Linked DNA regions of Mus musculus: region 1 is linked to region 2. Evidence: chromatin contacts called from ENCODE Hi-C or POLR2A ChIA-PET data. All regions are on one chromosome and are shown on one strand. The core of a region is the stretch at or near the end of the contact, and the rest is flanking DNA. Distances in the headings are between cores, read along the strand shown. Region 1 overlaps Abtb2 (ankyrin repeat and BTB (POZ) domain containing 2). Region 2 holds the start of Abtb2 (ankyrin repeat and BTB (POZ) domain containing 2).

What was found. Hi-C counts contacts between places; a loop is a spot of excess contacts on that map. ChIA-PET counts read pairs that join two places held with the same protein, here RNA polymerase II (POLR2A).
Region 1: a map of Patski shows a loop between it and region 2 (3-fold over the local background). The contact joins the enhancer-like site here to the promoter of Abtb2 in region 2. A Hi-C loop is called at or near these places in 1 of 37 maps with a recorded cell type or tissue (Patski). POLR2A ChIA-PET finds 5 or more read pairs at or near these places in 3 of 5 experiments (Patski and embryonic stem cell).

The regions. Positions count from the first base shown.
Region 1 is chr2:103,659,430-103,663,975 of GRCm38, forward strand. All of the region lies in intron 1 of Abtb2 (ankyrin repeat and BTB (POZ) domain containing 2), which reads left to right. Among named protein-coding and RNA genes, the nearest start is that of 8030431J09Rik, 90 kb to the left of the region's middle. Within about 2 kb of position 2,827, at least 1 of the 3 ENCODE cell types and tissues checked has a DNase peak (open chromatin) inside an H3K27ac peak, as active enhancers do.
Region 2 is chr2:103,564,139-103,568,677 of GRCm38, forward strand. It overlaps Abtb2 (ankyrin repeat and BTB (POZ) domain containing 2), which reads left to right and starts at 2,172. Exons shown (of 17, transcript NM_178890.3): 1 at 2,172-3,471. The coding sequence starts at 2,589.

The sequences.
Region 1 (4,546 bases), core at 1,577-4,076, 96 kb after region 2:
CCCCAGAAGCTGGGGGAAGGTGAGATCTCAGGTAGAGCACACTGCTCCCCTCAGCCCTGGCCACCACATGGACTGGACCAGGTTGTAGCAGGTAAAATGGAAATTGGTGTTCTGGGAAGACCACAGATTCCGGGGTAGAAGAAGCCTGCTCTGCTCGGGCCTGACCTCTGCCCTCTTCAGAGGAGGAGGAAATTAATGTCAACTATAGCACCAATGTCTCACACAATGTCCCTTCAGCCTCCCACATGGAAAGAGGGGATGCAGAAGTGTATGTGAGTTGGGTGTGATGTGGTCTGGCGAGGAGCCTTCTTCTCATCCACGTCCCAAGGCTTCACCTTCACGAAGAACTTCCAGCCTTTGTGGTTGTTTGCATTATGGTGATATCCTCACCACATTAGTACTTTAGAGGAAGTAGAGCACTTCACTCACCTCTGTGTATCCCAGGGCCCCAGTGAAGCCAGCGTGAACCTCAAGTTCAGAGCTACACAGATGACATTCAATGTGTGAGCATATGTTCAAACGTGGTGTTTTCTTATCATAGTCATAAATAGCCGGGCAGTAACAGGAAACTGCTGGGCATCTAGGATTATAGTGAGGTCCAGTCCTGGGGAGCCTTAGAGGGCAACAGCAGCAATGGCTCTTCCTAGTCCATTAGCGGGGCATCTCTTCATGGCACTCTGATGGAGGTGGTGTTTCCATGTAGGTGGAAACCTCTCATGATCACAAGGGTCGACGTGACCGGCACCCAGCAAGGCACTGAGCCACAAGAAGAGACTCTGCAGCTCACATGAGCTGAGCTGTTATTCCCACTCCTCCAGTCTTTGTCTCTTTATCTGCCTTTTTCCAGCCGGCCCAACACGCCTGATTTATCGGCATCTCAATCACTTCTGCCTTCCCTGGAGACCCCAGCCTGGCCTTGAGCCCCGAGGCCTCCCTGGGCAAATCAGTAAACCAGGGGGAAGGTGCAGGGCAAAGAAATGGAGTTCTCTGGCAGCTGATTACCAGTGATGTGTTGCTTAAAATGCTGTGAGAAAAGCCACAGCGCCCTTTTCAAGCCAGAAACAAGCTCTCACAACCCTTCAGATGAAGCCAGCACAAATCAAAAAGAGTGCTGTAACAAAACCCATTGTTCTATATGCTAACTAAATATATATATATATATATATATAATTTTAAAAATACATTAGAATGAGTTCCTTGTTTTCCACCTGTCACACAGGCCAGAGGAGGAAGACAAATGTGATTTCTCTACATCTACAAGAGCAAAGGAAGGAGAAAATGTCCATACCTCTCAGCTCTTTGAAAATGCACATTTTGCTTTTCAAATGAATAGACTGTTCGCAGTGACCTCTTCTTTCAAGGGAAATAAAGCCCCTGCATTCTCTCTTTATTCCCACCCCTCCCTTCTAGCCTATGTCTCTTTGTCCATGTTTAATCTCCCCCTGAGAAGAATCTTCAGGAACTTCCATGGGCCTCTTTCTCTTCCTCACAGAGCTAGCTGTCTGTCCCCAGAAGCCCTACAGGGAGGTCAGTCCATCCTCATCTCTGTTTTAGCCTGGTAGTCATTGCTTCTCTGGGCGTAGGCATCAGGGAAGCCCAGTAGGTCCTTGCCTTGCCTGCAGCCCTCTGGGTTTAGGACTCTGCTACCTGGAAGCACTGTTTCCAGGAAGGGCAGCCTCTCTTAGCCTTGCCAGCCTTATCTCCTTACCTGAGGGCACGAAGAGTGTTCATTTAGCTAAGACTGACTCTTGTGGCTAATTAGACCCTTTAGCAGGGACTCATCATTCTAGATCAAGAAAAGCATGGCCAAATGGCAATTAGTGATGAATTGCTGCAACTGCCTCCTAGAAGTGGGATCAGCAGGACCCCTGCTTTGTGCCTGAGAAACAAGGGGATCCCTCTCAAGCCTGGATGGCTCTAATAGATAAATCCTCTTAGGATGGTGGGTTTCTTTTGATCTCCCCCATTCCTTCCCCTTTGGTACTCCTCGAACAAAAGCTAATTCATCAAGTTTTTGGGATGTGGTAGGCTACTGTTTAGTGCTTTATTGAACTCTTATTCTGAATCAGCATTGGGATTAGGGCTTTATATAATTTGAGTATAAACACAGGAGAGAAGCCATGCCCATTTAGCAGATATAAAAACAGGCCCAGACATTAAGGGTGGTGGTCAGCCAGCTGGCTGGTGGCATTCAGCTATTTCACAAGGTATTTCCTGAGCCTCTGTTCAGGTAATCGTTGCCATGAGGAGTCGCAGTCTTGGTTTAGAGAAGGGAGAAGACATTAAACTTGTAAGCTAATTAATGAAGCAATCTCTAAGTGTTCCTGTGGAGCCAGGGCAGAACCAGGATTCCCAGAACCTGAGACTAACAGGAGCAGAAAGCATTGCCCTGCCACGTTGGGAAGGATCTCATTGAGCAATCTCATCTGAACATCCCTGAGGCTCACCACAGCCTGACAGCTAACCATGCAAATTTGTAGCACTGTGCCCATGTGCTATGAGATGCAGAGTGGAGCTGGCATTTAAGAGGTTCCTAGGAGTTTAGATTCCCAGCACTGGAACTGTATCCCTCCTGCCAGGGGCAGGAGCAGCCCTGGTACCACCCTTGCCAGCCTCAGATGGATGAAATGCACAGTCTTGTCAGTGAAAGTAACCCAGGAGTCTCTAGATGGGAAGGTCCTAGGTAATTTAACAAGAAAGACTCTGAGGTTCTGATTATCGCCTCTGCTCTCAGAAGTCCAGGGAGGGGACCCTAACAGTTTTCCATAGCCACTATAGCAGGTTTCTGCTTGAGTGCCTGTCCCCCAAACCCCGCCTCACTGAGTCAGTCAGCTGTCAGCTGTCTCAGCCAAGGTGTCCACAAATAGCTTCTCTATGTGATCTCACCGGAAGCTCATCTGAGTGACTCATGATTCCCTTTGAGAGATTGCCTCCTTGGGGAGGGTGGGAAATACTCCTACCTCTGTCTCTATTTCAGCCAGGAGGAGCCAGGAGTGGGGGAAATCCCTTACTAGGCCACAGGCAATTTTAAACAAAGGAAAAAGTTGCCAAATCTGTAGTAAGGTTTGTAATGAAAATAAGAAAGGACGAGCCTCTCTTGGGGCCAGAGAGATGACTCCATGGTTAAGAGTGCTTGCTGCTCTTGCAAGGGACCCAGGTTCAGATCCCAGCACCTACCACACTCAAAACTGCCTATAACTGCAGTTCCAGGGACTCTGAAATATCTTCATTTCCATGGGTACTTATAAACACTTGGTACACATACATATGCTTAGACGTAAGTATACAAACAAAATCTTTTCAAATGCCAATTGTCAAGTCAACTTTATAACAAAGCAGTCAGTGACTGCTGATATGTCAGAGAAGGGCAGTCATCCCTCTGGTCCATCACATTTGGGGTGACCACCCTCCCATCACCAGCTTATAGGAGCCTTCTGTGTCCACTCCCTGGCCAGAGGTACCATTTTTTTTTTGAGCCATCTTGTATTCTAGGTACCATGTAGGTATTACATACTCTGCGAGATACCTTAGGTATTTGGAGCCTCATTTTGCTTGATAAGTGTGTGTTTTCCACAGTTCTGTGTCACTCCATAGCATGGTTTGTATTTTAAAAAAAAAAAAAAAAAAACGCTCTTGGATGATGTACATGTGAGTGTGGAGGTGGGCTTTAGGCTCACTTATACCTGTTCTGCTTTCTCAAAAATAATTGTGGCAAGGATGCAAAGGCAAAGCATGCACATGTCCATGTTAGCCATGTGTCTGTCCACACCCCGGCACTCAGGGGCTTCTCCTGGGAACTCTGTTCCCTTCCTTGGTGGGTTCTAACCAGGAGCCCTGCCACCGCCTCCTGCACAGTGTGAGCTTCAGAAGAGAGGAGGGTAGACCGTATGAAGAAGCATAATGGGAGGCAGGTAGCAGTGACCCTCAGTGACATTTAAAGACAGGAAATGCCTGTTGTGTAATAAGTAAAATAGAACAATGTGGTAATCAGGCGTGGTCGTACGCATCTATAAGCCCAGCACTCAGAAGACTGAGGCAGGAGGATCATGAGTTGGAAGCCAGTTTCAGCTACAGCATGAGACCCTCATCCTTATCCCCCCCCCAAAAAAAACCCTAAAGACAGTCACAAAAGGCCATATGTTGTGTGGTTTCATGTATGTGAAATATCTGAAATTAGCTATTTGGTTTCTGGGGTGGAAGAGGTAGAAAAAGGGGGCTCCGCTGTTATTGGGTCCAAGTTCCTTTGAACAGTGACGAACACATTTGAATTAATAGTTATGGTTACAACTGTGGCTATACAAAAATGTCACTCGAGTGTTTCTTTGCAAGAGTGAGTTTTATAATTCAGTATTTAAAAAAATGGCCAACTTGGAATGCTTACAAACTGTGTCATCTCCTGCAGGCTCGTCAGCCCCTTGCAATGTGGATTCTGAATGTTATAGTTAGGGTTCCGTTACCTACAGGGTGCTCAAAAGCATGCTCTGACCATGTTGCTCAGATCCCGACCTCCTCCACAGTCGACAGTATGTACTCTCTAGGGAAGCAG
Region 2 (4,539 bases), core at 922-3,421:
GAGAGAGAGAAAGAGAGAGAGAGAGAAAGAAAGGTGTTTGTGAAGGCCAAAGGTGCTGGAGTTACAGACTATCCAATGTGGGTATTGGAAGTTGAACTTGGGTCTTCTGCAAAGGCAGTATGGACTCTTAATCACTGACCTACTTTTCTGGCCCAATGCTTTAAATTAACTTCTAAATTAAAAACCTAAGTATGTTCTATAGCTTGTGAATGGTTGATGTATCTTCTAAGTATCGTTTAATGTACAGAGCTGCTCTTTCTTCCCTCGATTTTCTTGCTATCTCTTAAAGAAATCCAGTTATTTGTCTAGGACCCTTGTGGGGCAGTTTAACACCCATGAAAGTCCGGGATTTCATTCTTGGTGTGTTTCTCTTTTTATCCTCTTTTTGGGGTTTTGTCAAAACCCAGGCTGGCTTCAAGTCAGCCCTCCTGCTTATCTCCTCGGTCCTGAGGTTACAGATATGAATAACCACATCTATATCCAAATTGGGCATGTTTATCTTTACATTTTAAGTCATCATGTGATTTAAATACACCAATACAAATATCCCATATTTTGTGTAAGAAGCACTCCAAATCACCTTTTTAGTTAATGTACCTTCCCAGTCAGCCTTTTGAAGAAAATGAACAAAGAAAAAAAAAAATTACTTCCTCTGGATATCCACTAGAGGACGATATTTCCTTTATTATATTTCTCATAATGGGTATTAAATCCATCAAACGGTTTTTCGTGTTTTCTGACAAGTTGAACCTCTAATTTAACTTCTAATTTCGCCTCTATAAAATGTGACTCTGTTAATTTGATGACTTATGCCTTGCACAGTACTTCCGTCCTTGACTCTGTTTCCAATTCTATGGCATCAGGAGGCAACGTCTCATGTACCCCAGGAAAGGAAAAAATTAAGTAAAACTGCCAAATAAAAAATCGCTTTATGGGGAAAGGGATCATTAATTTAAGGAAAGAGACAAACCAGACTTTTCTAGTTCGTATCCAACTCACGGCCCAAGGTCAGAACTGTAAAGTACAGCACAAAGGAGCTATTCAGGAGCTGGCGAAGAGGACTTGGGACGAACGTTGTGCACAATCCGCGCTTTGATTTTGCAGTCCTGCTGGAGGGGGGCTGGTGCACGCTTGTGCACGTGCGTGTGAATAGTTATGGAGGAGCAGCTGGTCCTCCGAGAGCTGGGCGTGGATCTATGCAATCAGTAGCTCTCTAGCGAGCCGCTTGGGGTGCACCTGGGCGCTACTGGAAGGACAGCAATTCACTGTACCCAGGAGGCACCGAGTCCCGAGGGGGAAGAAGACCTGCGGACCCGCACATCATGCCAGCAAGTCCTTAAAAGGGAACACCTGCATGCACGAGGTGTTCAGCGCAGGTCCTCGTTTTTCATCTGGTTCCTTGCAGGCACTCCCTCCCACCTTGGACAAAAAGGATCCGCCTGATAGTACACCGGTAGGAGGAAAGCCGTTCATTCTTTAGGTTTGGACTCCCACCTCCTAGATAATCCTTGGAAAACAGTGGACTGTAACAGTGGATACAGGGGTGTGATCACAGGCCTCTGAGTGCCGGGCTATTTTCAGGTCCCAGTTTAAGATAGTCTGTTTCGATTGGAGCCTAAAGTCAATATAAACAAAACTAGATAGATCTGAGAAGAGAAGCAGAGGTGCTCCCCTGCCCTCCAAACATAAATAGCTTTTCATTTCTCAAAAGAGAAGGAGGAGGGGCTTGGTAGAAAGTCGACAAGAAAGGTGAGTCGGGTCTCCTCCCAGTTTTCTTTTCCTACTGCCCTGGGCTGGGTGCTCACAGCTTTACAAGGAGCTGCCTGCCTAAGTCTAAAGCATAGAAGGCGGGAAAGGGACAGCACATAGGGGCTTTTCCTTTTCGTTTATCTTTTAATCCTCAGCGCTGGGGCCTGTTTTCGGGTTCCCCCGGCTTTCTGGGTCTCTGCGCCCCACCTCCTTGCCAGCTCGCTCGCTTGTTCTCCCCACCCAACCCCCTCAGCCATACCCACCCGCTACACCCCATTCTCGGTGATTTGCATATTTCCCGCCCCTCTCGGAAACCATTGGCATAGCCCTTGCCCGGCGTGGCTGATGATTGGTGAACCGCCCGGGTGTATTTGCATGCGGGCCGCTCCAGAGGACCTATCTGTGTCTGTAACCCGCGCCCCGTAGAAGTTTGTGGAGCGCTTTCTCAGCGGCTGGTCCCAGACGGACCTCGGGCGCCTCGCTCTTCGGTGGCCGCCCCGTTTTCTCGGGATTCTTTCTGTGGTGATGGACTCTCCGGACGCTCTGTAAGGGAAGCTGAGAGCTGGCGGCGCGAGTTCAGAGGAGGAGGGCTGGGAAGTCCGTTCGCTGACAGCGGCGCGACTGAACGCGGACGGCGTCGGGCTCCGGCCGGCTGAGAGCTTCGCCTACCTTCCCGCGGCCTGTGCGCGGGCGATGCTGCGGCCCCGAGGCGCGGCGCGGCGAGCACGGAGGGCGCCTCCGAGAGCCTAGAGCTGGTTTCCGCCCCCTTCCCCCGGGGCAAGTGGGCATGGAACAGTGAGAGCCCCTCGCTCGGCGAGGCCGCGCGCGGAGGCTCCCCCATGGCCGGGACATACAGCTCCACATTGAAGACTCTGGAGGACTTGACCTTGGACTCCGGGTATGGGGCCGGCGACTCCTGCCGCTCGCTCAGCCTTTCGTCTTCCAAGTCCAACTCGCAGGCGCTCAACTCTTCGGCGCAGCAGCACCGCGGGGCGGCCTGGTGGTGCTACTCCGGCTCCATGAACAGCCGCCACAACAGCTGGGACACGGTGAACACAGTGCTGCCCGAGGATCCCGAAGTGGCCGACCTCTTCTCCCGCTGCCCGCGGCTCCCGGAGCTGGAGGAGTTCCCTTGGACCGAGGGAGACGTGGCCCGGGTGCTCCGCAAAAGCGTCGGCGGCCGGAGGCTGCCCTCGTTCTCCGCCGAGGCTGTGAGACGCTTGGCCGGACTCCTCCGCCGGGCGCTCATCCGCGTGGCCCGGGAGGCGCAGCGCCTTAGCGTGCTGCACGCTAAGTGCACCCGCTTCGAGGTGCAGAGTGCGGTGCGCCTGGTGCACAGCTGGGCGCTGGCCGAGAGCTGCGCACTGGCAGCGGTCAAGGCGTTGTCCCTCTACAGCATGAGCGCTGGGGATGGGCTGCGCCGCGGCAAGTCGGCGCGCTGCGGCCTCACTTTCTCCGTGGGCCGCTTCTTCCGTTGGATGGTGGACACTCGCATCTCCGTGCGCATCCATGAGTACGCGGCCATCTCGCTAACGGCTTGCATGGAGAACCTGGTGGAGGAGATCCGGGCCAGGGTGCTGGCGAGCCAGAGCCCAGATGGCGGAGGGGCAGGAGGTGGAGAGGTATCCGCTGAGGCCTTGGAGATGGTCATCAACAACGACGCCGAGCTCTGGGGAGTCCTGCAACCCTATGAGCATCTCATCTGTGGCAAGAACGCCAATGGTAAGCACGAGGGGGGTGTGGGTGAAGGGAACCTTGACCTACAGGCTGGGTGGGCCACCCCAGGAGTGGATTTTCTTAGGAGCAAGCTGTGAAGTGAACCACCGGAATTCTGGGAGAATTCTTAAGTGGAAATCTTGTCAAAGGTTGTTTTAGGTGTCTAACTTTTGAGGATAAAGTTGTGGTTAGTGTTCTGTTGACTGTACACTAATTGAGTGAGAATGGGTGCGTGGACCAAACTACTCCTGAACCCTCTAAAGTGAGTCTTGCTGCCCTGCTACGGTTTTCCCTGTTAGTTGGATCTCTAGGAGTCTATTTTCACCTCACCATAGGTAGATTGTGGTTCTTCTGGTGTTGTCTCAGCACTGTGGCAGCAAGCAGCCCAGGGGTCTGTACTCTCAACACCTGAGCCTTGGATAAATGGGATGGGTAGATTAGAATGGAGAGCCCAGTTTCTGGTGCTGCACCCTGGGCTTAATGGTGCTCATAGTCAGGCCTCTTGACAGGAGGTGGAGGGAGAGCTCCCAGCTCTTAATACTATGTGCCCAGAGGTGAGGGAAACCAGAGACTCTTGAGTCTGCTTCCCAGAAAGAGCCACACGCTGGCTTCTGGGGCTGAATTTTCCAGCTGTCATTAGCCAAGTAAGCATTTGATTAAAACCTCATGTTAAATTAAATGCACAACCTTTTAGGCTTTCCTGAAAGGAAAGATGACAGGCTCAGTAAACCGCATTATGGGAATGGAGTGTGGGGGATGGGCAGCTGCACGGCGCGGAGTCTAGAAAACTAAGCACTGGGTAGCTGCACCCCAACTGAAGGCATTGCAAGGCTTCAGAGCCAAGGGTGAAAACAAAGCACTTGCCGTTTGCTATGGCAGTTTAGAGCACGACATGCATTCAACAGCAGACTGCTTATCTGACACCAGCTTCAGGGGTGGCCACCATGTATTATTTAAGATGGACCAACCTTATGGTCCAATTGGAAGGGTCACTTTGTGTGCAGCTTTCAGTGGCAAATAAGCAGGTAATGGAGGAGACCAGGTGGATCCTGGAAAGGGAGAAAAGTCAAATTA